Regions from separate parts of the Homo sapiens genome. Here region 1 is linked to region 2. A link is an interaction called in ENCODE POLR2A ChIA-PET data of the cell type or tissue named here. Cell type or tissue: A673. All regions are shown on one strand. Each heading gives the region's core, and the rest is flanking DNA. Links, peaks and the distances in the headings are about the cores only.

Evidence for each region. Peaks named below come from ENCODE experiments on the same cell type or tissue, not always from the same donor. Only the 100,000 strongest peaks of a DNase experiment are listed, where the experiment ranks them.
Region 1: POLR2A ChIA-PET joins it to region 2 with 6 read pairs; 4 of 35 experiments call an interaction of 5 or more read pairs at or near these places.

Annotation. Positions count from the first base shown.
Region 1 is chr15:63,414,686-63,430,432 of GRCh38, forward strand. All of the region lies in intron 4 of LINC02568 (long intergenic non-protein coding RNA 2568), which reads left to right. Among named protein-coding and RNA genes, the nearest start is that of LINC02568, 32 kb to the left of the region's middle. In A673, for the core only: no CTCF peak of the experiment used is centred there; no DNase peak of the experiment used is centred there; H3K27ac peaks cover 337 bases.
Region 2 is chr15:63,260,080-63,275,826 of GRCh38, forward strand. RAB8B (RAB8B, member RAS oncogene family) reads left to right here. Exons shown (of 8, transcript NM_016530.3): 7 at 2,613-2,663; 8 at 3,448-7,697. The coding sequence ends at 3,540. LOC124903504 (a long non-coding RNA gene) reads left to right here and starts at 15,027. Exons shown (of 2, transcript XR_007064674.1): 1 at 15,027-15,283. In A673, for the core only: no CTCF peak of the experiment used is centred there; no DNase peak of the experiment used is centred there.

The DNA of each region.
Region 1 (15,747 bases), core at 3,841-8,840, 150 kb after region 2:
GCTATAACTCTTTTATGTTTGCTTCGAGCCTTGGCCTGGTCTAGTACCCCTGCTGGCCTTGTCTGACAAGTACCTGAAGTCAGAGGGAGGCCTCAGTCTACCTTTGTGAGAAGGTGGACCAGGTGGAGCAGCTTGGAAAAGGGGTCCCAAGGTGGCCAACAGTGACCGATAGAGAGGCAGCAAGCCAACACCTGGCAAACAAGCTCAACATCACTTGAGAAACAGAAACTGTTCCCTTCTCAGGACTTCAAGAAGTACTGCAGAGGGGGACAGACTGACTTACTGAAGTCAGGTCACGTGAGAGTGTGGAGCATGTCAAGGCTGTGACTAGCATATATGATGCTCTTATGCAAACCACACAAAAGGAGCTCATCTGAACAATGAATTACGAAATGCACCCCTTTCTTCCACACTGCACATGTTACCAGGCTGGTTCAAGCCCCCACCTGTCCCCTTGCTTAGCTGCCTTTGTGCACTGCACAGCCTGCATTTGCAGAACAGTACTGGTTGGATGTTGATATGGATCTGTGTCCCCGTCATATCTCATGTTGAATTGTAATCCCCAATGTTGGAGGTGGGGCCTGGTGGGAGATGATTGGATCATGGGCACAGCTCCCTCGTGGCTTTGTGCTGTCCTTGCAATAGTGGGTGAGTTTTCACGAGATCTGGTTGTTTAAAAGTGTGTGGCACCTCCCTGCCACTGGTTCTCTTGCTCCCGCTCCCACCATGTGAGATGCCTGCTACCCCTTCACCTTCTGCCATGATTGGAAGCTTCCTGAGGCCTCCCCAGGAGCCAAACAGATGCCAGCATCATGCTTCTTATATGGCCTGAAGAACAGTGAGCCAATTAAACCTCTTTTTTTATATATTACCCAGTCTCAGATATTTCCTTATAGCAATGCAGGAATGGCCTAACACAGATGTTAAACAGAAGGTGACGCTAGAAATTGGAGACCGTGTAAAAACTTGGGTTTCAAAAATAATGTTTATGCCAGGCTCACGCCTGTAATCCCAACACTTTGTGGGGGCTGAGGTAGGAGGACTGCTTGAGTCCAAGAGTTTGAGACTAGCCTGGGCAACATAGGGAGACCCTATCTCTACAAAAAAATTTTTAGTTAGCCAAGTATGGTGGCACACGCCTGCAGTCCCAGCTACTTGGGAGGCTGAGGTGGGAGGACGGCTTAAGCCTGGGAGGTTGAGGCTGCTGTGAGCCGAATTCACACCATTACACTCCAGCCTGGATGACAGAGCAAGACCTCATCACCAAAAAAAAAAAAAAAAAAAAATTAGAAAAAAAAATTCCCTTGAAATCTTCCAGTAACATCGGTGCTCTAGACCAGGCGTCGGCCAGCTATAACCTGCAGACTTAAGCCTGCGAGGCTTAAATCCAACTTAGCACCTGTTTTTGTAAATAATGTTTTATTGGAACAACAACGATGCCTATTCACTTGGATATTGTCATGGCTGCTTTGACGCTATGACAGCAGTTAGATAGTTGCTACAGAAACTATGTAGCCTGAAAAGCCTAAAATATTTACTACTGGTCCTTTATAGTCAAAGTTTGTTAAACCTTGCTCTAAAGAGAGACACCATGTTTTTCCTGTGGCTTTGCATCCCTGTTGACACACTGCTGAATCCTTCTAGAAAATAACTGTAGCCCGTGGCTGGGCGCAGTGGCTCATGCCTGCAATCCCTGCATTTTGGGAAGCAGAGGCGGGAGGATCACTTGAGCCTAGGAGTTTGAGACCAGCCTGGACAACATGGTGCAACTCTGTCTCTACTAAAAATACAAAAAATTTTAACCAGGTGTGGTGGCGTGTGCCTGTAGTCCCAACTACTAGGGACGCTGAAGTGGGAGGATCAGTTGAGCCCTGGAGGTCGAGGCTACAGTGAGCCATGATCGTGCCACTGCACTCCAGCCTGGGCATTGGAGTGAGACCATGTCTCAAGAAAAGAAGAAAGAAAGAAAAAGAAAGGAGAAGAAAAGAAGAAAGAAAAAGAGAGTGAGAGAGGAAGGAAGGAAGGAGGGAAGGAAGGAAGGAAAGGAGGAAGGGGAAGGAAAGGAGGGAGGGCCGGGTATGGTGGCTCATGCCTGTAATCCCAACACTTTGGGAGGCCAAGGCGGGTGGATCATCTGAGGTCAGGAGTTCAAGACCAGCCTGGCGAACATGGCAAAACCCCGTCGCTACTAAAAATACAAAATTAGCCGGGCATGGTGGTGGGCGTGTGTAATCCCAGTTACTTGGGAGGCTGAGGCAGGAGAATCACTTGAACCCTGGAGGTGGAGATTGCAGTGAGTCACGATGTGCCACTGCACTCCAGCCTGGGCAATAGAGTGAAACTCCGTCTCAAAAAAAAAAAAAAAAAGGAAGGAAGAAAGGAGAGAAAGAAAAGGAAGAAAAAAAGAAAGAAAGAAGAGGAGAGGAGGGGAGAGAAGAGAAGAGAAGAGAAGAAGGAAGGCAGGGAGAGGGAGAGAGAGAGAGAGAGATAAAGAAAAGAAAGAAAAGAAAAGAAAGGAAGAAAGCAGGCAGGCTGGGCGCCGTGGCTCACGTCTGTAATTCCAACACTTTGGGAGGCCGAGGCGGGCGGATCACGACGTAGGGAGATCCAGACCATCCTAGCTAACACAGCGAAACCCCGTCTGTACTAAAAATACAAAAAAAAAAAAAAAAAAAGAAAAGAAAAGAAAGAAAAAAATTAGCCGGGCGTGGTCGCGGGCGCCTGTAGTCCCAGCTACTCGCGAGGCTGAGGCGGGAGAATGGCTGCGTGAACCCAGGAGGCGGAGCTTGCAGTGAGCGGAGATCGCGCCACTGCACTGCAGCCTGGGCGACAGAGCAAGACTCCGTCGAAAGATAGAGACAGAGAGAGAGAGAGAATCACAAAGCCTAGACTGACTATTGATCACTGAGCCTTGCTGACAGTAAGGAAACACCAAATCCATTGCTGTAGGTTTCACTTCCCGAATAAAGAATTGATGACTGGAGAAAGTAAAGTGTTTGCTTTAGTGGGTTTTGCTGAAAACCATTGACTTATTGTCTTTCTTTCTTCACTCCCTGACCCTCGGCCCACACCCAAGTGTCACAGAGCCCTTCCAACTGCCTTCCACATGGTGTTCCCATCACCAGCCAGTTTCAGGTCTTAGCACATCTATCCCCAGTCTATTTCTGGAGCCTCCTAACTAGTTTCCCTGCCTCCAATTTTCTTCCTTTCCCCTCTCTCCCTCCTACAATTGCCAAATTAATCTTCCTAAAACAGTGCTGTCACTCCCTTCCTTCAATAACTACGCACTCACTGCCTGCATGCCTACAGCAAGAATGTCAACCCTGCTAGGTGACAGAATGACCTAAATTCAAATTCCGATGCCCAGGCCCCACTCCCCATCCCACCATAGAATCTGATTCGTAGAACTGGTCTTGGACCCCAGCCTGTGTGTTTTTAAAAGATTGGGCATAAGTGATTTTGAGGCACAACCAAGGATGAAACGATTGGCTTACAGACATGGTTCAAACTCCTTAACCCGCCCTCAACCCACTCCTCCAAACCTACTCCCAGTGCTATTCGAATTAAGAATTAACCCCCGCCCCGAAGACTTGAATGAAGGGCTAGGGTTGAAGCAGCTTCTGCAGGGGCTTCACCCAAAGCCCCCACCAAGCACACACAACCAGCAAAGTGGATGATCAGAGAAAAGACCAGCTCGAAGATACAACAGATACAAAGACAGGAAAAACAGATGCCTGGACCCTGCTTCCGTTCCTGAGTTTATTATATCTGAAGAAAGGTGTTCACAGGCCTAAGATTTAGTGGGCAATGGAATCGTGAAAGTGCAGTGAAGGGACTGTTAACATTCCACTTAAGTCACTAACAACAGTTTCCTCCATTATAAGACGAAAATAATTACAATATCTGCTCCGGAGGACGTTGCAAAGTTTACATGGGATAATAAGAATGAAAACATTTTATGCTCATAAACATTTTGAATCTCAATTAGTTTCCAATAGAAATAATGCTATATAAATCTTGGTTAAGTTCCCAGACCAACTCTCAAAAGTTTTTAACCCCAAATAGAACTGAACTAGAGTATAAATACTGCCAGCCTGAATTCTGGGTCCTAGGAGGAGGAGGCCACAGGACATACGAGGCACGAGGTGGGAATAGGGTTTCCTTTCTCCTTTCCCAAGTACGGGATGGCCCTAGGAATATCTAGGAGATGGGAGAAACTTCCCTCTGCCGCTCTCTCTAGATCCAAGTGTGATCCTCGGATTGCCTGCATTAGAATTCATTTATTCAACAGAAATGTACTGAAAGCCGCAATGGGCCAAGCATCTGTTCTTGGCCCCTGTCCCACATTGGGAATCAATCTCTGACAGTAGGCTCCGGGAAGCTATCATTTTTAACAAGCTCTCCAAGAAAGTAGGATGCACAATAAAGTCAGATTCCTGTGCTGGGCTGAGTTTCCTTGAATTTAGGATGCCCTAAGCCATCCAGACCAAGGCCGGACAAAAGTATCTATTACCTACCTCCCCTCCAACCAACAAAATTCCCTTCCCCTCAGTGCAACTCCTGTCTGCTCAGTAATAAAAGGAACATATAGCATCTTGCACTGCTCCTGAACATCTCTATGTTTTCCAGATTTTCTTGTTTGATATTTTAAAGTTAAGAAGAGAATATAAATAGCAACATAGGCAAGGCTGGATCTTATAATTCCCTGTATTTCCCCGATCAGGGCTCTATTAGAATTGCATTCAACGTTTGTTTATTGTCTCTCTCCCTCTTGAACACAAGCTCCTTTGTCTGCGATATTCCTAGTGCCTTACACAGTGGCTGCCACCTAGTAGGTGCTCAATAAAAATCAGTTGAAAGTTGTAAAAGAGAACAGTAATCTCCGGAAGTTAAGATTCCCACATGGTTGCTGATACTCGCAGGCGTAGTCAAATTTTTCAGAGTCTGCCTTTAAGCCCTTAATGGATGCCTGATAATTCTCTGCAGTTTCTGACAGATAAATTAAGAGAAAATAAGAGTCCAAGCCATGTGAAGGAAGACGATTTGGGACTCAGAGGCCATTGTAAGGCAGGCTGGCCCTGGGAACAACCCTGCAACAGGCTCTTGCTTTACCGCCCCTTCCTGGTTCTACACCTGAGCGCTGGACCTACCCCGCCCAGGCCCACTGAGGCCCAGGCACCCCCAACACTTCTGACTTGGATGAAGTGCTATGCCATGGGCCACGGGATCTGGCTTCTCTAGTGGCCGTCCATAGGAGGCAGGAACTCCATCTAAAAATATGAGTGAGTTGAAGCCCCGTGGGTGAACTTTGACCAATGAGAGATGGGGGATAAGATCCTGCAGATAAATTCGTTTCTTCCTCACATCCCAAAAAGACTGTTTTGAGGCACAGTGGCCCCATGTGCCTCTCTGGAGATCTGCCATGTGAACCCAAATGCTTTGTGTTTCTTGTGAAGCTTCAGCCAGCTTGGCAACATCATCATGAGATTACTTTCCTGCCTGTTATGGGTTGAATTGTGCCCCCACAAACATATGTTGAAGTCCTAACCCCCAGTACCTCAGAATGTGAACTTGTTTGGAAATAGGATCATTGCAGATGTAATAAAAGACGAGGTTATACTGGAGTTGGGTGGGTCCTTAAGCCAAGGTGACTGGTGTTATAAGAAGATGAGAGACACACAGACACAGACACAAGGGGAGAACGCTATGTGACAACAGAGGCCGAGATGGGCATTACACCACCACAAGCCAAAGAACATCTGGGGCTACCAGAAACTGGAAGAGACAAGGAAGGATCCTCCTCCTAGAAGCTTCCAAGGAAGCATGGCCCTGCCGGCAGCTTGCCTTCATATTTCTAGCCTCCAGAACTGTGGGAGAATACCTTTCTGTTGTTTTAAGCCATCCCGTATGTATTAGCAGTACTTTGTTATGGCAGCACTTGGAAATTAGTACACCATCTCACTTCCATTTTCCGCTGACTCATGCTGTGCTCTGAGATTGTCCCTCCATAAAGTGTTAGCACAGAAACTTTGCCTTAGGCTTTGTTTTCTAAGGCAGTTAACAAGGTTATATATATGTATGTGTGTGTGTACGAGTTAAAGTCCATAGTGAACTTAGATCAATGATAGATGATTTTTAATATATATGCATTTACAAGCATAATATATATGCATTTACAAGCATAATATATATAATACATATAATGCATTGACTATATATGCATTACAAGCATATATATATATATGCTTAAATTATTTTTGAAGGGACACATAAGAAACTGGTAAAAAGGGTTGCCCCTAGGGAGGAGAAGTAGGGGGCTGTGGGACAAGGACAGATGAGAGAATTTTGTTTTCCTTTTTGTACCCTTGTCATGGTGGATGATATGGGTTTGTTAGTTGTTTATTTAAGGTAAATTTAAAACATTTTAAAGATAATGGCCTAGGAGGGTCTCTGAGGCTCTAAGAAGGACAAAAAGAGTATAGAGGGACTTGTGCAGACCTGGTAACAGGTAAGGGAGGTGTGTGGATGTCCCAAAAGATGCCAGCAAATTCTGGACCAAAGGCTAGTCAAGATGAATTAAGTTTCAGGAAATAAACAAGGGCAGGTGTCTCTCTCCACTACGGAGCTAACACTTGAGCAACCCCAGGACAGAGGAGAACTCCCCAGAGAGAAGAAAGAGAAGGAGAAAATACTGACTTGAGCAAGCTTAAAACTAAAATGACCAAGAAACACATTTAAGTGTCTGAATTTGCTTAGAATTGACTATTTTGTTATTGTTGTTTATATTTAATCAGTAGTTAAAATGGGAGCTCAAGATATTGTTTAAATTACAGAAAAACAAAATTCGATATTTGGGGGATACTCAAGGTTATAGCTTGGGAAATATTATACCCACACCTGTTATTTGGTTTAATCCTCTCAACCACCTGTATAAGGTTAGTATCCCCATTTTACAGATGAGAAAACCAAGACCTAGAGAAGTTCAATGACTTAATCAAGATTATACAACTTTGAGGACAGGCATAGTGGCTCACACCTATAATCCCAGCACTTTGGGAGGTGGAGGAGGGCAGATCATCTGAGGTCAGATGTTCGAGACCAGCCTGGCCGACATGGTGAAACCCCATCACTACTAAAAATACAAAAATTAGCTGGGTATGGTAGCACAAGCATGTAATCCCTGCCCCTCAGGAGCCTGAGGCATGAGAATCACTTGAATGCAGGAGGTGAAGTTTGCAGTGAGCCAAGATCGTGCCATGGCACTCCAGCCTGGGCTACTGAGTGAAACTGTCTCAAAAAAAAAGATTATACAACTTCTAAGTGTTAGAGCTGGCACTTGAATCTAGGCGCATGTAGACTCCAAACCTGATCCTCTCTTCCAGACTCCAGATTTCTTTTTGAGTGGGGTTTATTCCAGCATTTCTAAGAGAGGTTCACACATCTGTCAACTAAGAGGCTGGTTGGCTCTTAAGGACCAAATCATGCTCTTGGGTTGGGGGTAGAAGAGGCAGAATCAGGGGAGGAATGGAAGACATAGAGGGAGAGACGTGAACTTCCACTCCCATCCATCTCTGTATCCCTTCTTGAAGAAGGGTCTCTTGTCTAAATGGCTCCCTCTTCCTTCAACACAATTTGATCTAAGTATGTCTCTCATTCTACCCTAATTCCTGACAACCCAGTGTTTTGGGGGCCTGATTTAAAATGGCTTGAAGCCAGACGTGGTGGCTTACACCTGTAATCCCAGCACTTTGGGAGGCCGAGGTGGGCAGATCACTTGAGGTCATGACTTCGAGACCAGCCTGGCCAACATGGTGAAACCTCGTCTTTACTAAAAATACAAAAATTAGCCGGGCATGGTGGCAGGAGCCTGCAATCCCAGCTACTCAGGAGGCTGAGGCAGGAGAATCGCTTAAACGCAGGAGGGAGGCAGAGGTTGCAGTGAACCGAGATCGCGCTACTGCACTCCAGCCTCAGCAACAGAGACTCCGTCTCAATGAAAAAATTAAAGTTAAAATTAAATTAAATGGCTTGAGTTGACAGGATAGACCATTGTTCACACAACAGGATATCTGTTATTGCCAGAGCACCGCCCAAGGTACAATCTGTGTGTGCCTTGACGGTAATTTTCCTAAAGGCAAACTAGGTATGAGGTCTCAGTTATTCCTGAATAGGACTAAGAGTCAGGAGGATACAGATGAACTTTCCTCCACCGAGGTATTAATAATTATTTCTTAAATAAGTAGATGGATGGAGGATGGATGGATGGAAGGATGGATGGATGATGGGTAGATGATGATTAGACGGATGGACTATCTACTCAGGACCTCTGTTCGTTCTTCACTATCCTTTAATTTATGGTGGCTTACATCATTTCCTTGTTTCCGCCTTCTATGCTTGCTTCACTCAGAGATGGATCTAACACTGCACTAAAATGCGTCCCCTGTCTGTCACAGACTATTCTCTCAGCTTGACTTTATACAATTCAAAGGATTCTGCTTCAGACCAGTTCTGTGTGATTAAAGGGCAACAATATTTCTGGTGCACACTTGTAGATCGTTTATACAAAAATAAAAAGGATAACTGAGACTATGGAAACTGGAAATTATTTGTCCTAATTATGGATAGTAATAGGAGAGCTTTGTGTTCACTAAACACGCCCGCCCGCTTGGCCCCCAGAGTTACTGAGTTCATCTCTGTTTTTATGTTTTGGCCTGCTATCTGGCCCTCCAGGATAGTTAACTCATTTTCCATCACTCCTTTCTTGCACTTTCCATTCCCGTTGAACTGAACCACTTGGTCTGATTTTCTTTTTCTTCTCAGTTATCAAGAGAAAGGTTCTATAATCTCAAACTATAATTGTGGATCTGACTATAACTCCTTGCAGTTCTGTGAGTTTTTGCTTCATGTATTTTGAAGCTGTTTTGAGGTATATAAATCATTAAGATTATGTCATCTTGATGAATTGACCCCTTTATCATTATGAAATTATCTTCTTTATCTCTAGTAATATTCTTTGTTCTGAAATCTATTTTGTCTGGTATTGATATAACCACATTAGTTTTGTTTTGACAAGTGTTAACATGACATATCTTTTCCCATCCTTTCACCTTTAAGCTATTTATGTATTTATTTATATTTAAACTGAGTTATTTTCCTTCTTTTTTTTTTTTTTTTTTTTCTGGAGATGGAGTTTCACTCTGCCACCCAGGCTGGAGTGCAGTGGCCTGATCTTGATTCACTGCAGCCTCCACCACCTGGGTTCAGACAGTTCTCCTGCCTTAGCCTCCTGAGTAGCTGGGACTACAGGTGTCCAACACCACACCCAGCTAGTGCTTTTTTTTTTTTTTTTTTTTTTGTACTTTTAGTAGAGACAGGGTTTCACCATGTTGGCCAGGCTGGTTTCAAACTCCTGACCTGAAGTGATCCACCCACCTCGGCCTCCCAAAGTGCTGGGATTACAGGCCTGAGCCACTGTGCCTGGCCTAAAGTGGGTTTCTTACACAGAGCACATAGCTGAGTCTTGCTTTTTCTTATCCAACATGGCAGTCCCTGCTTTAGTTTCAATATTTAGCCTGTTTACATTTATCATGATTATTCACATGGTTATTATAAACACTATAACATTTATCATGATTATAACACATGCTATGTGTTTTCTATTTCTCCCATCTATTTTTTACTCACATTTCCCTCTTGTTCTTGTTTTTTTTAAGTAATTGGGTATTTTTCATGACTCTATTTTTATCTTCTTTGTTGACTTATTAGCTATAACTGTTTGCTTGCTATTTTAGTGGTTGTGTTCGGATTTATAGTATGCACCTTTAACTTATTGCTTACCTTTAAGTTATATCATATCACTTCATATATAAGAGTCTTACAACAAGGCCTGTCACGGTGGCTCATGCCTGTAATCCCAACACTTTGGGAGGCCAAGGCGGGTGTATCGCTTGAGCTCAGGAGTTCGAGACCAGCCTGGGTAATATGTAACCCCATCTTTACAAAAAATACAAAAATTAGCTGGGCGTGGTGGCGCATGCCTCTAGTCTCAGCTACTCAGGAGGCTGAGTTAGGAGAATCACTTGAGCCTGGGAGGTTCAGGCTGCAGTGAGTGGTGATCACACCACTGCACTCCAGCCTGGGTGACAGTTAAGACCCTGTCTCAAAAAAAAGAAAGAAAGAAAAGAAACTTACTACAGTATATTTCTATCTCTCCCCTCCGGGCCTTTGTAGTATTGTTGTTATAGATGTACCTCTACATAATTATTAAATTATTTTTGCTTTAAACAGTCAATTATCTTTTTTTTTTTTTTTTTTGAGACAGAGTCTTGCTCTGTCACCCAGGCTAGAGTGCAGTGGCATGATTTCGGCTCACTGCAACCTCTGTCTCCTGGGTTCAAGTGATTCTCCTGCCTCAGCCTCCCGAGTATCTGGGATTATAGCCACCCGCCACTGCGCCTGGCTAATTTTTGTATTTTTAGTAGTGACGGGGTTTCACCATGTTGGCCAGGCTGGTCTTGACCTCCTGACCTTGTGATCCACCCGCCTCAGCCTCCCAAAGTGCTGGGATTACAGGCGTGAGCCACCGTGCCCGGCAACAGTCAATTATCTTTTAAAGAGACTTAGCTAAGAAGAAAAAAGTATTTAAATTGTCTATATAGTTGTCATTTCTGGTGCTCTTTATCCTTTAGGTAGATCCATGTTTCCATCTGGTATCATTTTTCTTCTGCTTGTGAGACTTCCGATAACATTTCTTGCAGAGTTAAGTCTGCTGCTGAGGTTATTCTTTCAGCCTTTGTAGATCTGAAAAAGTATTTCACCTCTGTTTTTGAAAGACACTTTCTTTGAGTGTGGATCTCTCATTTGACAGGGCTTTTTGTTTTGTTTTCTGTTTAGTACATTAAAGATGTCATTCCACTGTCTGCTAGCTTGCTCTGCTTTCATGAGAAATCTTCTGTCATCCTTACCTTCATTTCTCTGTATATAAATGTGTCTTTTTTCTCAGCTGCTTTTGATTAAGTGTGATGTGCCTTGGGGTTGTTTTTTTTCATGTTTCTGTGCTTGGGTCTGTTAAGTTTCTCAGTTCGGCGAGTTTACAGTTTCCCTCAAACTTAGAACATTTTTGACTAATATTATTTTTGGCATACCAGCCCCATTTCAAGGACTCCATTCTCCAATTCCACTTACATTAGGCCACTTGAAGTTATCCCACAGTTCACTGATGCTTTGTTATTCTCCTCTGCAAAGTATACTGTGTTACTAGTCCTATTGAGTGCAATTTTTCATTTCAGACATTGTAGTTTTCATCTCTAACAGCTCAATTTAGGTTTATTTGATATCGTCCATGTCTTTCTGTCATGTTCAGTCTTTCCTCTAGCTTCTTGAAATATGGAATATGTAATAATAACTTTTACAATGTGTTATATACAAATTCTATCATCCGTGTTATTTCTGGGTCAGTTTTGACTAATTGACTTTTCTCTTCATTCTAGGTTGAATTTTCCTGCTTTTTTGCATGCCTGGTGCTTTTTGCTTGAATGCCAAATATTGTCAATTTTACTTTGTTAGATATTGAATAGTATTGTATTCATACAAATATTCTTAAGCTTTGTTCTGGGATGCCATTAAGTTACTTGGAAAGAGTGTGATCATTTCAGGTCTTACTCTTAAACTTTGTTAGGCCAGGTCAGAGCTGCATTTAATTTAGGGTTAATTTTCCCCCCTCCTACCAATGCAAGATACTCCTTGGTACTCTAATAAATGCTGCCTGAATTACGAGGTTTTCCACTCTGGCTGCTGGGAAGAGGCATTTTCTGAGGCTCTCTGTGAGTACCCTCTGAGTACCATTCCCTCAAATCCTTTTGGGTGGCTCTTTATCTGGTTATTGGGGCATCAGTTTCCAATTCCTGCTGTAATAAATACCACAAACTTAGTGACTTGAAACACCACAAGTGTATTATCCCCAAATCAAGGTGTCAGCAGGGCTACATTCCTTCTGGAGGCTCTAGGGAAGAATCTGTTCCCTGCCTTTTCCAGGTTTATAGAGGCTGCCTGTACTCCTTGGCTTGTGGCCCCTTCTATTTCAAGGCCAGCAGCATAGCATCTTCAAATCAATCTCTCTCTCTCTCTTAGTCTCTCTGACCGCTGCTTCTGTCATGTCACATCTTACTCCCTCTTATGATTACACTGGGCCCACCAGGATGATCCAAGGTAACTTTCCATCTCAATCTCCTTAGCCTAATGGCATGTGCAAAGTTCTTTTTGCCCCGTAAGAGATTCCAGAGATTAGACATAGACGTCTGGGGTGGGAGGGATTATCCAGTCTGTAAAATGGTCCATTACATATGATTCTTGATAGTTACTACACCAATGTCATCTTAGTCTATGTAGCCAACATCATGACACAAACTATTAGTATTTTTTTAAGTGATTTTGTTTGTTTTCTCAAACTGACCCAGTCTCACAAGTCTGTAACAGCTTAACCTTCCAGAAAGCATGCTCAGCATGACAGAGCTGGGACCATGGAATGCCTTTCTCTGGCAAACAATAGAGATGCCCAATGATGCTAATCTTCTGTGGTAGGAACAGTCAGGGAGAAACAGTAATTCTTTTAGGCCCATGCAACTTTTGAATGTTTATATAACTCAAGTTACTTAAGACAACTAATTTGGAGGGCAACTTGACAACATCTAACAAAATTGAAGACATACATACCCTCTGACCCAAGAACTCTGCTCTAAACATTGACCTTAAAACTCCCACATGTACACGAAGAGACTTATACAAGAAAGTCCATTACAACTTAGTTAGCAGTAGCACAGAATTGGAAACATTGATAGGAGGATGGATAAACTGAGATTTAATCATTGTCTGAGTTCTCTAAAAAACAGACTCTGAGACAAAGATACAAGTAGTTTATGTGGGACGTGGTCTCAAATGTTTGACAGCAAAATATGATACTAAGGAAGAAGCCAACAAGCCACAAGTTGTGTTCTTGTGGTAGACATGGATGTGCTGCCCAGATTCCCCTTCAGGAAGCTGCAGGGGTTGGCATCGGCAGAGGGCCTCCAGCTGTCAGCTCCCCCAGGGTCTGCCTCAGCCATAGACAGCAGCCTCACCCAAGGTCATGCCCACTCCAGGACAGCCCACAGCCAGGGACTGAGCAAGGCGGAGGTATAAAGACCCAGCCATTTGGGTCCACCACGAGACACTCTAATGGGTGCTACTGTACTTGCTCCCCAGCTCCCTGCAGGTTGGCCAAGGCTTTATCAGGCCAGCGTCACAGTTCTCCTCCTCCTTCTGCCCAGTCCTGTGTTCCCCCATTTCCTTTTGGAGGTGTTGATTCCTAATAAACATCTTACATCCCAAATTCCAGCTCAGTTTCTGCTTCTGGAAAACCTGGCCTGAGATGATTATCAAGGAAGTTACCACTGTGGGCAGTGAACAGCAGCTTAATCCTGCTGGGAAATTCTAGGAGGCAGTGTAGAGTGAGGCCTCAGAGTTATCCTCCCTAAGGAGCAAGGGAGCTGGGGTATTTATCTACCAACTTCCATCAGTCATTGGTGAGGGCTATTCCTGGGGGCTGTTAAATCCCAGGCTTTTGGGCCTGCTCCATGTAGCAACAGATCATGCTCCAACAGTCAAGAAAGCCCGTGGACAATGATGTGTGGGTGCTGGCAGTGGGAGCCAGAGAAATGCTGAGTGCTCAGAGGATATAGGCAGGCAAGACACCAACAGAGATTGCTACATTCACAGAAAGGAATATTAAACAGCAGTGATGATGAATTAGCTATTTGCATCAATATGGATGAATCTGTCTGCGGCCATACCACCCTGAACATGCCCAAACTTGTCAATATGGATGAATCTCACCAAAACAATATTGAGTGAAAAAAACAAGGTTCAGAAGAATCTAAACAGTATTATATAAATTGGAGAAAAATTTAAAACATGCAAAACAAGAATATTTTTAAGAAAGATACACACACACATACATATATATAGCAAAAGTAGAAAAATACGATGAACAGTAAATTCAGGAGAGTCATAGTATCAACAAAGAGGGAGGGATGGAATGGAATCAGGAATCAGGAGGAGGCCTTGACTACATCTTAAATGTTTTAAATTTTTTGCTGGGTAGAAGTTACACATATGACCATTATATTATATTCTAATTTTTTTTGTATGTCCAAAATTTAAAAAAATAAAACATTGTAATAAACAGGCCAGACTCAGTGCCTCATACCTGTAATCCTAGCACTTTGGGAGGCCAAAGTGAGAGAATCACTTGAGCCCAGGAGTTGAAGACCAGCCTGGGCAACAGCGAGACCCCATGTCTACAAAAACTTTAAAAAATTAGCCTGGCATGGTGGCACATGCCTGTAGTCCCAGCTACTTGGGAGGCTGAGGAGGGAGGATCACTTGAGCCCAGGAGTTTGAGGCTGCAGTGAGTTATGATTGCACTACTTCACTCCAGCCTGGGCAGCAGAGTGAGAACTTAAAAATAATTATAATAAACAAAGTAAAATCTTATTTAAAAAATTCAAATGATCTGAAAGACATGAGGATTGGCCATTGTGAAAAAAAAAAGACTTGTTTTGTTTTTAACTAAAAATAGCATTAAGGATATTTTTAAATGTAAAAACTCTTTCATGACAAGGGTATAAGAAAATGTGATAGGCGCTACCACTGGAGAGCTGAAATACTTTCAACTTCACTCTTTTTTTTTTTTTTTTTACTTTTATGTTAGGTTCAGGGGTACGTGTGCATGTTTGTTACATAGGTAAACTTGTGTCATGGGGGTTTGTTGTACAGGTTGTTTTGTCACTCAGGTACTAGGCCTAGGACCCAGTAGTTATTTTTTCTGATCCTCCCTCTCCTCCCATCCTCCACCCTCTGATAGGCCCCAGTGTGTGTTGGTCCCCTCTATGTGTCCATGTGTTCTTATCATTTAGCTCCCACTTATAAATGAGAACACACGGTATTTGGTTTTCTGATTCTGTGTTCATTTGCTAAAGATAATGGTCTTCAGCTCCCTCCATGTTCTTGCAAAGGACGTAATCTCATTCTTTTTATGGCTGCATAATATTCCATGGTGTATATGCACCACATTTTCTTTATCTAATCTGCCATTGATGGGCATTTAGGTTAATTCCACGTCTTTGCTATTGTCAACAGTGCTACAGTGAACATACATGTACATGTGTCTTTATGGTAGAATGACTTATAGTCCTTTGGGTATATACCCAGTAACGGGATTGCTAGGTTGAATGGTAGTTCTGTTTTTAGCTCTTTGAGGAATCGCCACACTGCTTTCCACAATGGTTGAACTAATTTACACTCCCACCAACAGTGTATAAGCATTTCCTTTCCTCCACAACCTCACCAGCTGTTATTTAACTTTTTAATAATAGCCATTCTGACTGGTGTGAGATGGTATCTTATTGTGGTTTTGATTTGAATTTCTCTAATGATCACACCTTTTTTATTGTTTGAATTGTTTTTAACATGAACAGGTACTGCTTTATTGAAAAATGAAAAGCACCTGTAATTCTATCAACCTAACACCACTATTTTCATTTTCATTAATCCATTTTCCAGACCTTGCTCACATGCATACACTCTTTGCTAAGTTGCAATCATATCACACATGTATTTTATACCGTTTACACTTAATCATATATGATATGTACATAAACGTTTCTCCATTTCTATGTAGTCTAAATAATCATCTTTTCTTTTTTTTGAAAC
Region 2 (15,747 bases), core at 5,842-10,841:
TCCTTGGCCTCCCAAAGTGCTGGAATTACAGGCGTGAGCCACCATACCCAGCTGCTTCTGATTTTTATGTAGACGCTGGTTGTTGAATTTCTAGCATCTAGCCTCCACCTGGATTATATTAGCTTGCTCAGTTAAGATTCACAGAATAGATTATGGAAGTTCAGTTTTGCCCTTTTTTTGGGCAGCTGGAAATCCTGGACTAGAAGACCAACCAGTATCCTGTGCTCATTCATGTCACCCTGTATGCCTGCAGCAGAAGAGTTAAATCACTTTTAAGGCTGTACTCTCTCAAGGGAGAATTAAGCTGTTAGTTTATTGGACACATTCCTTTAGCGTACACATTTGAGGTAGATTAAGCACAATAAATTGTAACAGTGGCATTTAGTGGAAATAGGAAAGTGTTTATCAGGGAGTAGCTTTAATAAATTTTCATTAAGTTAGCTGTTAAGGAAAACCAAACCATCTAAAGTCTTATGAGAATAGGTTTTCTTCAATACCTAACGTAGATGACTGGTTGATGGTTGCAGAAAACCACCATGGCACGTGTATACCTAGGTAACAAACCTGCATGTTCTATACATGTATCCCAGAACTTAAAGTGTAAAAAAAAAAAATAATAGGTTTTCTTCACCAAGGGAACTGTTATTTTTTTTAAAAAACATTTTTTCAACTGATCATAAAAATAATACGTGTAATTTACATGTGATATGTGTTAATACATGTAATTCTTTTAATAATACTGATAGTTTCATAAACATTTAATTTCCTAGGTTACTCATTGTTCATCATAACATGATGGTTAAAAATCGAGACCTACATGACTTTATTAGCCAGTGGACACTGATCAGAACTTTTTCTTTGTTTTAAATAACGTAACAGTTATTTGTTTAGGTTGGCCGATGGGTGTTAGGAAACAGGAAGCCTCTACTGATTTACTTACACAAGCTTAGATAAGCAGAAAAATGCTTCCCTCTGCTTGATACAAAAGGATTTCCCGCCATCAGAAATAATCCAAGTTAAAAATGGACAAAAGATCTGAATAGACATTTCTCAAAAGAAGACAAATAAATGGCCAACAGGTATATGAAAAAATTCCCGACATCAGTAGTGATCAGGGCAATGCATATCAAAAGTACAGTGAGCTATCATCTCACCCCAATTAAAATGGCTTTTATCAAAGAGATAGGCAATAACAAATGCTGGAAAGGATGTAGAGAAAGGGGAACCCTCATATACTGTGGGTAGGAATGTAAATTAGTACAGCCACTATGGAGAACAATAAAAAAACTAAAAATAGAACTACCATATGATCCAGCAGTCTCACTACTGAGTATTTACCCAAAAGAAAGGGAATCAGTGTATCCACCTAAGTGTCCATCAGTGGATGAATGGATAAAGAAAATGTGGTATGTATACACAATGGAATACTATTCAGCCATAAAAAAAGAGTGAAATCCCATAATTTGCAACAGTATGGATAGAACTCCCTGAACTGGGAGTTGCCTGAGCTGCTTATTCTAGCAAGGCATACAGATGGTAACAACTTTGCCAGAGCTTTAAATCAGTGTGGTTAGGCTCATAGGTGACAAGTTTGACAGTGAGACACTGACAATGAGTAATAATAGTAGTTGTCGTATTGTTTTTATTTGATTGGATTGGAAATAATCCTTTTCCTGAACAGTTTTTGGGGATCAGGAGTGTTGGGAACAAAGAGGTTGATTTAACAATAGGTTTAGCATGGTGACAAATGAAGAATCTTTAACAGTTCCTGGCTTCATAGAAAAAGTGATGATGGATTTAAAAAATATTTGGTTTGTATCAAGAGACATTATGGATAAATTATCACGAAGATTAATCAGATTTGCCCTGCTTCTATTCGAACTGACTTCCATGGTGGGGAATTTAGCCGAGAGCTCCAGGAACTGTTGGGATTTTGGAGTAAGACATGGAAGATTATACATATTCAGCTATAAGAGTGAGAGCAATTTGAAAGAAAAAGCCAGAAATAAAAAGTAGAGATTTTTGTGAAGACATTTTAGAGCTATAGGGTAATACATAATTATTTATTCACTCATTAAACCAGATAGTCAGCATTTCCTAGATCAGCACTGTGCCCTGCTCTAGGGAAGTGGGGTAGCTTAGACAGAGCTTCTGTCCTGTTCTTGGTGTACTGAAGAAGTTACTCGTGACTCAACAAGGGTGTTATTGTGATATTATATCACATGAAGAAAATATTTGATGAATGAATGATAGTTTGATAACATTGGAAAATGTTTATGATACAATCTCAAAAGAGTAAACACATGCATACTATGATTACAATTATTACTTTCTTAATGTAAAGCTTTAAAGTGGTATATTTATATTGAAATAATGAAAAATTCTGTATTTCTGTTTTAAAATAAGTCAGGCATGGTGGCTCACACCTGTAGTCCCAGCTACTTAGGAGACTGAGGTGGGAGGATTGCCTGAGCCCAGGAGTTCCAATTCAGCCAGGGCAACATAGCAAGACCCCATCTCTGAGGCGGGGGGAATATATATATGTGTATATATATATATATACATATATATAGTGAATATATAATAATGAAAATGTTTTGTTTTACCTATAGGCATTTTTTACACTTGCACGAGATATAATGACAAAACTCAACAGAAAAATGGTTTGTATCACTTATAATTTTTATTTCCATTATGCTGTCTGTTTGGCATTTGATGAAAAGGATAGGTCTAATTATAAGATACTCAAATTAAACTCATTTTTTTCCTGACTCAGATACTCATTTGGTTGAACTCTGATTCTTAGTTCTGTTTGTTTAGGATTCTTATTTCTGAGCTGCCACTGTTTCAGTCCTTTCTTCTGGCTCTTTAAGTGATCTTTAATTGAATTTTGATGAGAATAATGAAAATAATAATGGCACAAATTCGATTTTTGCCATAAAATTATTCAGTTTTCATGTGACAGGTATTTATATCTGCATAACTACGATTTTGAAGTTGCTAAAGTTTGCTTAAATTTGAAATCATTAAGACAACCTTGAAAGTTTGTTTTATCCTGAGTCCTGACTATAATTGCGTACCTTATGCTACTAACTCTTCTTACCTCTAACAGAACTGTCTATGCCAGTATCTTAACATTGTTTCCATCATTACCTTTGAAACTTTACACTCCATTGGAACTAGAAATAGAAGCTTCCTATTGAATACATTATTGATATAAAAGCTGCTATCGTAAGGGCATTTTCCTCTTTTCAATTCACCATTTCCAAAGAAAAAGACAACATTGGTGCTTAACTAGTTCCCGTTCTAATAAAATACTCTAGTGAATACACATTTCACTAGAATACACATTTCACATGGTATGGTTAGTTATTTTTATTTTTTAGGTAACTGAGGTCAAACCATGAAACTTTTATTTCCTTGGTAACTTCATCTTCTATTTTTTAGAATGACAGCAATTCAGCAGGAGCAGGTGGACCAGTGAAAATAACAGAAAACCGATCAAAGAAGACCAGTTTCTTTCGTTGCTCGCTACTTTGATGAACTCTTTCTGAGAGACTGCAGCACACCTAGAGGGCCCTTTCCTGCTTCTCTGAAAGCACAGGTCACCCAGCCTCAGAATCACACCTCCCGGCTGCTGCTGAGAGCACCACTGAACTTAGACCTCTCAACACAGTATGCCAAGTGGATTCCAGCCTCATGGCCTAGCAAAAGAACAGACTCCCTTTTTCAAACATGGAAGCAATGAAGTGGAGACACATGCAGGACCTAACTCGTTTTTTCCTTGTTTTATTACCTGTTGCAGAAGCGGTTATCTTTCTTTTTTACTTTGCACATCAGTGTTAGCCTTTCCCTATTTCAGCACAATCTTAGACTCATATTTGCACACTTTTGTGTCGTGAAGTTCTAGACAAATTTGTACATGTGGCAATGTTAAAAGAGCATTTACAGCAGAGGTTAATATACTAAAATTAAAGGGTATTTGGTCTGGTTCATATGGTCAAATATTACTGCCTTGGTAGCATTTATTTAAGGGCTTTTTCTTAAATAAGAATCATTAAAGTCATTAAAAAAATTTACTGAAATGCCCATCTTGTCATCAAAGGCCACAATTTCTTTATTTCTTCAGATTAAGAGCTTTGCCTCATCCCCGACCTGTTTTCCAGAGTCTGGGTAGCTGAATGAATCACTTTAAAATGATTACCTCTGCCTAATCTATAGAAACTGCATTTGGAAATCACCATAATCTCATTTTTCCCTGGGGTTTGTATTTGCTATTCTTTCCCATGTTTGACTTAAGTGTAATCACTCTTAAGTAATATTTGAACATTATTATCTGTTTCTATTTGTGAACTTCTTGAGCTGAAATTTTACGTGGGCTGAGAGATATACCATTTAGGGTTTTAGTGCAGCATCTAACTGTGATTCTGTCAATAAGGATATGTAATATATTTTTTCTTAGGTTCACTCCTTAGCTGGCTGGTTTAGTTGTAATACCAAATTCCTACCATAATCCCTGTCTACAAAAGTTAGGTTTAGATTTTAGTTTGCGGAAACCTTCCCTATATAGAGACAGATTAACTTGTTGATATAAATTTAATAGAGCTAGCTCTTGGTAATGGTGAAAATAATGAGTTTTGGTTGGTTTTATTTGGCAGATGTTTTTAGAAATAAAAGTACTTAGACCTAGTGCAGCCTCTAGGAAAAGTCTTGCCTTTTCATTAGAGAAAACAGGACCAAGGTTTCAGTTTTCAAACAGCTGTTGTTGATTGTGTAGAACCCAGTTCCATCTGTTTTGGTTCATTGTTACAGAACTTAGTCCAGTCATTTGGGCTAAAGCCAACCAAAAGCTTAGTTGCCTTTCTCAACAAACACTGGTACTGGTATACTTTTGTAGATGAAACCATCACAAGGTATTTAGTGTTAACTTGTGTGCCAAATTCAGATCACTATGTCGTTGTTGCTCTAGCCTTCAGTGTCATAACACAGGGGGGATAAAACAGAGGGGATGAGGGAAATGAATTCTGTTAATAATTATTCTTCCTGGTATGCCTGTTTTGCTTCACAAAGGCTACTATCATGCTGGATAGATAAGAACAGGAGATGGCAGTGGAAAGGGATTGCTTGTTACCACAGAGAATTCTCTTCAAATTAAGATATGTCATTAGAATGCTTGGACCAGTCAATCTTTTGTACTTATTTGAAAATATAGGAACAATTTAGCAGCTGCAAATATGCCCAAGCTATTTTTAATAGATATACTAAACTTATTGTTGACAAATTTCAGCCTCCTTAATTTTTTTTTTTTTGGTAATTACCTATAGGCTTAAAAGTCATTCGTTGCTGTTCTAGTATAATTAGTAGTTCCGTGATTGAAAGTTTATTGTAATTCTACTATCTTCAAATTAGATACATTTTCAAAAGGAAAAGATAATTTTTTAGAAACATCTTAATATTCACTATTTCCTGAAAAAATCCAAGCAGTTAACGCTTTCTGGATGGTAACAAAGTACCTTCTAAAAGATAAGTGCTATGACACCATGTATGAATGTAATTCTCTTAGTAATTTACCTCTGACTATTTGGTGTCTTAACGCTTTGGTTTATATAATCTCAGGGGTTGTCTGCAAACCAAAACTGACATATTCTGTGGTTAGCTTTTATTACTTTTTTTTTTAACAGAATGCTTTGCTTTGGTTATATTTCTTCTTTCTTCTTTTGTCTTATATGGATTAATAACTAGTCTCCATGAACTTCACTTGAAAGAGCCTGTAAAAGTTAGATGAGTCTAAAAGTGCTCTTTGAAGTAGCAGCAAATTGGGAGTATATGCTCTGTTATATAGAAATAAATTGTCCTTGCTATTTTCTTACATTTAGCTTTGCTAGATTGTATATACATTGAGCTAAGACCTTAGGAAATTCACTTTCTGCATGATAAAATGACCCAATAAATATTCCACTTTGCTTAATAATGTACATACAGTGCATTATTTTTTCTATTTGTAGATGAATTTAATGACAGATAATTGTCTGTTCCCCGCTGAAACTGAAGAAATCTAGTTTTTTTGTGAACATTTTTGTGGTCTTATGGATAAGGTACATGAAGATTTTTGCAGCAGTATTAGTGGTTCAGTGGCTGCACTTTATTAATCAGTGTGTTAATTTTTGACAGTGATTGGACTAGACCTTTTCAAATAGAGTCTGAGGGTATCAGACAGTGAAAATGTGCTGTAACTAAGTAGCATGTAAATCAGTTGATTGTAAAACGTTTCGCTGGGAACTTATTTTAGCTATATTTTACTTCAGACAGATTATGATACAATAATCTACCTGTGCATCAGTTAGTAGGTGCTGCAGGGTTTCTTACTATTTACAGAAACATTTTGTGCAGTCTTTGTTATAAATTTTCAGAAGACTATACTCTTTACTTTGAAGGTCTATTTTTTAATTATACCTCATTTAGCTAACTAGTATTCTAATACCTGGTAGAAAAACAGTGAGCCAGCCTTTAAGCATCTAACAAAATTTAGACTCTTTGTTTTGTTTTGAACTGAAGACATCATTGGGAAAGGTAGGAAATATTAGTTTAGGATAGAGCATACATGTCATATCCAGTAGCATAAAAAAAGTATTATCTCCCTGTCTCCATTAATAAATTTAGCTGTGCAATATAGGTGCGTTTTTGCAGAAGTTTCTAGTAAGAGATTATAACTCCATTTTACAGGTTCTGAATGCTCAGAGTCTATATTAAGGCTTATAAAGTTTTTCCTGTGATCAGTAAGTGACACATTTAAGCAGACATTCTTTTCAAGTTCATGACTTAGATTCCTTTACAAATTTAGTTCTCAATCTTTAAAAACCACATTTCATTATGTTGGTTAATTATTATAAATTTTAAGCACTCATTTCTGCAATCAGGTTTCTCAGAATTTTTTTTTTTTAAACAGAAGAGACATTCCTTTTTCCTTGTTACATCCAAGGGGGGCACAGGGGTGGGTGGAAAGGAATGTCTAAAAATGAAATCCCTTGATATAGAGGGACCTAGACGGACAGGATATGCTAAAATAATTTCAAATTCTAGCACAATTTTAGAGTAGAATAAGTCATTTTTTTAGACTAATAAAATTAATGGCTGTCATGTTCACTCTGAAAAAAATCTAAATGACTGAAATGTACAGAAATAAAAATTAGCAAACAATTATTCTAGGGATATTTTCAGATTTTACTTCATTTCTTGAAATGCGTGTGCCATATGCAATTGCATTTCTTGTGCCAAGAAACTAATAGAACTTATTTCACTTTACCTTTTTTTAAAATGTGAATTTAGTTATTATAGTTCAATTTTATGGCCTTACAGATGGCTTTTATTTTGTTTGCAGCTGACACTGCAGTTCCTTTCATGCAAAATACCATAAACTGTTTGATGAAAATCATGCCCCTAATGGAAACTCTCTAGTTTTTCCATATAACTATCCTACTGTACATGTTTAAACATATTTTATTTTTGCTCCAATGGCTTAATGTGAAAAGCTCCTGCAGATAAGTGGACCTGTCATGTGGTTAATCTTGTTTAAGCCAATTCATTAACTGTGTACTGATACTGATGCTATGTTTTTTTTAAATGGATTTTATTCCAGGTGAACTTTTTTTTTATAATAATGTTCGTCTAAAATAAAAACTACATAATGAAAATGAAAATGCTAATGGCTCTCTGAAATGGACTGCACATTTTAAAAATATTTCTGCAAATTTGGGCCAGATGCAGTGGCTCACGCCTGTGGTCCCAGCACTTTGGGAGGCTGGGGTGGGTGGATCGCTTGAGGTCGGGAATTCAAAACCAGCCTGGCCGGCATGGTGAGACACCCATCTGTACTACAAAATTACAAAATACAAAAATTAGCCCAGAATGGCAGGGCATGCCTGTGGTCCTGGCTGCTCAGGAGGCTGAGGTGGGAGAATCGCTTGGACTTGGGAGGTGGAGGTTGCCGTGAGCTGGGATCGGGCCACTGCACTCCAGCCTGCACAATGGAGTGAGACCCTGTTTCACAAAAATAAATAAATAAATAAAATAAATTAAAAATGTTTCTGCAAATTTGACAGGTATATGTTTCAAACCATGGCAGACTTAAGATATTTTAGCAAACTTTATATCTGACGCAGAGTTGTTTAAAGATCTAGAAAAATAGCCAGCTCCCCTGTTCATCATACTTAGCTCAGCATACATTGAGGTTATTCTGTTGTAGAACCTGTAGCTTTAAATTGATCACCCTTCCTTTCTTAGTCCTTGCAAGTTTAATTTCTGTTGTTTTGTTTCCACTTGAAAATAATTTCTTTTGTGGTTTTTTTTTTTTTTTTTAGACGGAGCCCCACTCTGTCACCCAGGCTGGAGTGTTGTGGCGTGATCTCGACTCACTGCAACCTCTGCCTCCTAGGTTCAAGCGATTCTCTTACCTCAGCCTCCCGAGTAACTGGGATTACAGGCACACACCACCATGCCTGGCTAATTTTGTATTTTTAGTAGAGACAGGGTTTTGCCATGTTGCCTAGGCTGGTCTTGAACTCCTGACCTCAGGCGATCTGCCTGCCTCGGCCTCCCAAAGTGCTGGGATTACAGGTGTGAGCCACCATGCCCGGCCTTGTGGTGTTTTCTGAGACAAGGTCTACTCTGTCACCCAGGCTGGAGTGCAGTGGTGTGATCATGGCTCACTGTGGCCTCTACTTCCCAGGTTCAAGCGATCCTCCCACCTCAGCCTCCCGAGTAGGTGGGACTACAGGCACTACCCAACCCAGCTAATTTTTTTTTTTTTTTTTGGTAGAGACAGGGTTTCACTATGTTGCCCAGGCTGATCTCCAAATCCTGGGCTCAAGTGATCCTCTCACTTCGGCCTCCCAAAGTACTGGGATTACAGGCATGAGCCACTGCACCCAGACGGAAAGAACCAACTTGATGGCACCAGCACTGTCGATACTCTCCTGCTTTGTTTGCACATATTCCCAGTCTCAGCCTTTCCCATTCATCCCACGGCCATTTCAAACCTTCACTATTCTTCTCAAGCTTCCTACCTCTTCCCTGTCCCTCTTCATGGACTGATCTTTCACCTCCCTCCTTCCAGAGAAAAGCATCAGTCACAAACCACATTAGCCTCCTCTCCCTCCCTAACCTACAGGCCACCTTCATCCTTACCTCCTTCCTCTTGGTCTCACAGGCATTCTTAACCTAGGCTCTTCTCTCTGCCCCATATCTGAATTCATCCTCCCACTGCTATCCTGCTTTTCAGGGAACTCACAGCTCTTTCTCTTGTACCTTCAAACCCCTATCCTTTCTTAGCCCTTTCCTTCAGCCTCTGAGCATCCTCAACCCTCCTACCCTGTGGCTTGTGGTCCTCTCTCACCTGCTCTTTTTCCTCTTCTTTCTGTTATGCTTAAAGGCATCTGTTTTCAAAGAGGTATCTATAGTTACTATGCTCACTTTTTCATTTTCCATTTATTCCTTAACCTACTCTGGTTTGTCTTCTACCCCCCGCCCTGCCCCTCCCCACCACTTCGCTGACATTGTGCTTACGACAGCCTAGCTGCTAAAGTAGTAGACAGTTTTCAGTTCTGTTCCTAGCTAACTTCTCGGCAGCATTTCACCAGTATATTTCTCCCCCGCCCGAGAAATGTTCTTTCCTTGGCTTCTGTGACAGTATTCTCATGATTCCGACTTATGCACAATAATTTCACCCTTTTTCATGGCTCTTTAAATGCTCATAACTTCTGCGGTAAGGCTGAATAATGCCCCTCCCCACCTTCCCCTACCCCCTCAAGGTTGGTCATGTCTTAATCCCCGGAACCTCTGAATGTTACTTTATATGGCAAAAAGGACTTTGCAGAGGGGATCGAGTTAAGGATCATGAGATGGGAGATTATCTTGATCCAAGTGGACCCAATGTAATCCTAGGGGTCCTTCTCATGAGAGGACAGGAAGAGTCAGAAGAAAGCCACGTGATGATGGACGCAGAGGGAGAAAAGGTGCTGTGATGCTGTGCAGAGCCATGAGCCAAGGAATGTGGGCAGCCTCCAGGATCTGGAAAAGGATTCTCCCCTACAGCCTCCAGAAGGAACCAGCCTGCTCTGACACCTTGATTTTAGCCCAGGTCAGACCCATTTTGTACTTAACCACCTCCAGAACTGTAAGACTAAATTTGTCTTTACAGACTGCTTTATGTCACTGAGTTTGTGGTAATTTAGCACAGCAGCAATAGAAAGCTAAAACAGTTTTCAAACGTGTATCTCTAGCCATAACCACTTTCCGGAGGGCCAGACCTCAAAGTTACCTGCCTACGGGACATCCCCCTTGGATCTACTACAGGGACATCACACACAACATGTCTGAAACTCAGACTCAACTCTGTCTTTTCCCTCTCCCCAAGCAAACCCCACTTCCGAAGTGGGCGGTGGGGCGGGGGGGGGGGGGCAGCCTGTCCTTTTTCCATCATAATAAGTAGCACCATCATCTGTGTAGATCCTTAGTCAACCTCCAGATTTCATGGGTCCTACCCCTATCTACTTGTCCATTATTACTGCCACTCTTTGTTGAGGCCCCCTCAACTTCTGCCTAGATCACTGTAATCTCTCCAAATCAGTCTCCCCACCTCTAATTTTATTTTCCTCCAATCCAGTTTTCACAGTGCTGAGTTTTACAGGTGGCATCTTATCCTGTCCCCGCTACATATAATGCTTTAGTGGTACTGCCTAACCTTGGGATAAAAACTCCTTTGCATGGCAAACAAAGTCCTTTGCCATCCCCACATCTTTCTCTCCAGCCTTAAATCTCGTCATGCCTTAACTCATACTCTTCCTTTGAACCTCATGAGTAATTGCAGTTCCCCAGCACATCATATCATTTTATTCCTTTGCTTACATTGCTCCTTCTGCCGACTTCTGCTTCTTTACTTGGCTGGCCTCCGCTTACTTTCAAGACTCACTGAGGGGCAGGGCATGGTGGCTCATGCCTATAATCCCAGCACTTTGGGAGGCCGAGGCGGGCAGATCATTTGAGGTCAGGAGTTCGAGACCAGCCTGGCCAACATGGTGAAACCCCATCTCTACCAAAAATACAAAAATAGCCAGGCATGGTGGTGGGCGCCTGTAATCCTAGCTACTGAAGAGGCTGAGGCAGGAGAATCACTTGAACCCAGGAGGTGGAGTTTGCAGTGAGCCAAGATCATGCCACTGCACCCAGCCTGGGCAACAGAGCGACACTCTGTCTCAAAAAAAAAAAAAAAAAAGACTCACTGAGGGTTTCTCTGGCAAGATTTTAGCTACAACCCCCCCTCTGCTTAGAAGCCTCTGTGTATGCCCCAAGTGTCACTCACCACATGGATTTGAGTTGACTATTTACTTTCCTTCTCTACTAGATAGACTCTAGGCTCCTGAAGGGTGGGAGTTGTGTCTTTAGTTTTTGTATCTACCATACCCAGTAAGGGGCTTGGCACATGGTAGGTGTTTAATAAATGAAAGAATCGCCTGGCACAGTGGCTCATGCCTGTAATCCCAAAACTCCGGGAGGCTGAGGCAGGTGGATCACTTGAGCTCAGGTGTTGGAGACCAGCCTGGGCAACATGGAAAAACCCTGTCTCTACAAAAAAATACAAAAATTATCCAGGTGCGGTGGCACGCACCCGTAGTCCCAGCTACTCAGGAGGCTGAAGTGGGAGGATCGCTTGTGCCCAGGAGGTTAGGCTGCAGTGAGCTGTGATAGTGCCACTGCACTCCAGCCTGGGCGACTGAAGTGAGATTCTGTGTCAAAATAATAATACATAAATGAGAGAATCAGTACTTCAGTCATCATCAAAATTAACTTGCCCATGAAGTAAGTGAAGTGTAATTTGGGAGCTAAGTGTAATTTAGAAGTTTTGTTCTCCATTTACTTTCAGACAGTTTCACTCTGTCATCCAGGCTGAAGTGCAGTGGTGCAATCTTAGCTCACTGCAGCCTCGACCTCCTGGGCTCAAGCAATCCTCCCACCGCAGCCTCATGAGTAGTTGGGACTATAGGCGTGGGCCATCACGCCTGGCTAATTTTTTTTTTTTTTTTTTTTGAGACAGAGATTTGCTTTGTCGCCCAGGCTGGAGTGCAGTGGCACGATCTTGGCTCACTGCAACCTCCACCTTCCAGGTTCAAACTGTTCTCCTGCCTCAGCCTCCTGAGTAGCTGGGATTACAAGCGTGTGCCACCAGGGCCGGCTAACTTTTTTGTTTCTTGGTTTTGTTTTTTGTTTTTGTTTTTGAGACGGAGTCTCGCTCTGTTGCCCAGGCCAGAGTGCAGTGGCGTGATCTCGGCTCACTGCCACCTCCACCTCCTGGGTTCAAGAGATTCTCCTCCCCAGCCTCCGGAGTAGCTGGGACTACAGGTGCCTGCCACCACGCCCAGCTAATTTTTTGTATTTTAGTAGAGACGCGGTTTCACCATGTTGCGCAGGCTGGTTGCGAACTCATGAGCTCAGGCAGTCCGCTCACCTCAGCCTCCCCAAGTGCTGGGATTACAGGCGTGAACCACCATGTCCAGCCAATTTTTGTATTTTTAGTAGATGGGTTTTCCCCATGTTGGCCAGGCTGGTCTCAAACTCCTGACCTCAGGTGATCTGCCTGCCTTAGCCTCCCAAAGTGCTGGGATTACAGGTATGAGTCACTGCGCCTGGCCTGATTTTTGTATTTTTTGTAGAAATGGGGTTTCACCATGTTGCCTAGGCTGGTCTTGAAGTCCTGGGCTCAAGCAATCCTCCCACCTTGGCCTTATATGCTCTTTATTCTGGTTCTTATCTTTTAATCTTTGTTAAATACCTTACAGGGGTCCCCAGTTCTGGGGACATGGATAGGTACTGGGCCACACAGCAGGAGGTGAGCGGCAGGCCAGTAAGCATTACTGCCTGAACTCTGCCTCCTGCCAGATCAATGGCGGCATTAGATTCTCATAGGAGTGTGAAACCTATCATGAATTGTGCATGTGAGGGATCTAGGTTTTGTGCTCCTTATGAGAATCTAATGCCTGATGATCTGAGGTGGAACAGTTTCATCCTGAAACCATCCCCATCACCCCAACCCACAGTCCATGGAAAAATTGTCTTCCACGAAACCAGTCCCTGCTACCAAAAAGGTTGGGGACCACTGCCTTATACTATCTTAATCTGTGTTGTATCTTACACTATATTAATCTTTATTAAGTATAGAAGGATTTGCTTTTAATAAGATCACCCAGAATGTTGTTTAGGTATTGATAAATTCAGTAAACCTTCTCTCCCACTTCATGATTCCAACCCTCAAGATTGGTGTTCCGTTATTAGTTCCAGGGATATATGAGAATGCACCATAGCAAATAAAATAAATAAATAATAAATTAAAATAAATAAATATACATTCGCCTAAGGTGAAAGTAGTTGGGTGATGACATGAAAGAAAAACAGAAATTGCTGTGGTTAAGAATAGCAACTGCTAAATACATGAAATGAGTTTTTGTTCCTTATGAGTAAATATTGCAATGAAATTTTAGGGAAATATTTCAAATAGGTAGTCACATTAGTCAATAAATTATCAAAATGTCTCAGGCTTCAACTGAGGCAGCTGGATCTAGCAAAAAGAGGCCTGAACTAGAAATCAAGACTTCCAGGTTCCAAGTGGGTTCTGCTGCTCAGTAATGGAGTATTTTCTAGGCTTGTTGTATCCTCTGTTTGCTTTTAAAAAAAATTATATTGGATAATCTCTATGTCCTTTCCTAGCTCTAAAATTCTAAGAAAACACTGGTAATTTCTCTAACATAGATCATTTGATACTCTACCATCATTGCAATTTTCTCTCTGATATCTCAATGAAGGTATTTAGTTTTATGGTTTATAAATTTGGAATATAAATTAAATCAACTTGGCATTATAAACATGGACACTTAGTATAAACTAGGTAGTAATTCTTTATCTGATTTCTTATGACCAATATTTGCCCTCGTTTTTGTTTCTTAAGGTTTCTTCCTCTTGCATTGCCCTTATTTATTTACTTATTTACTTTTGAGTTGGAGTCTCGCTCTGTCACCCAGGCTGGAGTGCAGTGGCATGATCTTGGCTCACTGCAACCTCTGCCTCCCGGGTTCAAGCAATTCTAGTGCCTTCGCCTCCTGAGTAGCTGGGACTACAGGTGTATGCCACCACGCCCAGTTAATTTTTGCATTTTTAGTAGAGATGGGGTTTCACCATATTGGCTAGACTGGTCTCAAACTCCTGACCTCAAGTGATCTGCCCACCTCAGCCTCCCAAAGTGCTGGGATTACAGGCGTGAGCCACTGTACCCAGCCACTTCCTCTTGCATTGCCTTTAAAAAAATTTACTTGTGAATATTGTGTGCAAGCTGAAGTTGAAAAAACTCTAAGAGAATGTAGTTAAGACTCTCATCTTGTACCATCAACAAAACCAGTGCTGCTTGAAAGCTGGGTCCTAGGGTTGACTCTTATAGGGCTGGTAACTTCACTCCGACCTTCAGCATCACAGCAGGATCGAAATTGCATCACTCGTTACCAAGGAAACTGGGTGGGTACTCTGAGGATCCCTCCATTTCCTGTCTTCCTTCAGCTGGTGTCCTGTCTCCTCTCCTCTAAAGCTAAATTTCTCCATTTTTTCCTCTTTCCTTTTTTTTCTTACCACACATTAATGTGAGAAGATTTTACAGACTGCCTTTTACCCCTATGTCTGGGTCACTGATGACCTCTGTATGGCTAAATCCAGTGGACATAATTCACTGGTAGCTTTTGTTGTTGTTGTTGTTGTTTTGTTTTTTGTTTGTTTTGAGATGGAGGAGTCTCACTCTGTGGCCCAGGCTGGAGTACAGTGGCGCAGTCTTGGCTCACTGCAACCTCTGCCTCCCAGGTTCAAGTGATTCTTCTGTCTCAGCCTCCTGAGTAGCTGGGATTACAGGTGTCTGCCACCACGCCCAGCTAATTTTTGTATTTTTAGTAGAGGCAGGGTTTCACCATGTTGGCCAGGCTGGTCTCAAACTCCTGACCTCAAGTGATCCGCCTGCCTCAGCCTCCCAAAGTGCTGGGATTACAGGCGTGAGCCACTGTGCATGGCTACTTAACCTCTCGACAGCCCTTCTTTCTGAAATGTTTTCCCCTTGGCTTCCACAGCACCACATTCCCCCAGTTTTCTTGTTACCCTCTTGGCCACTCCTTTTCAGTTTCTTATGAGGTTCCTCTTCTCCTCATACCTTTAATGTTGGTGTTCTGACATAGGCCTTGTTCTGGCTTTACTAGCTATCTAGGTAATTCTATTCTATATACTCTCACGGCTTCAGGTATTCTGGTCTCAGCTCTGATGTTCAGTCCATTTCTCTCCTGATCCTGTATATGTAGTTGCCTACTGAACACCTCCATTTGGAGTGCTACAAGTATCTCAGTCTCAAGGCATCCAAAATGAAGGCCAGGCACGGTGGCTCATGCCTGTAATCCCAGCACTTTGGGAGGCCGAGGTGGGCAAGTCACTTGAGGCCAGGAGTTCGAGACTGGCCTGGCCAACATTGTTCACACTGTCTCTACTAAAATACGAAAATAACCCAGGCATGGTGGCGCGTGCCTATAGTCCCAGCTACTCTGGAGGCTGAGGCAGGATAATTGCTTGAACTCGGGAGGCAGAGGTTGCAGTGAGCTGAGATCACACCACTGCACTCCAGCCTGGGCGACAGAGTGAGACTATGTCTCCAAAACAGTAACAACAAAATAACAAAAT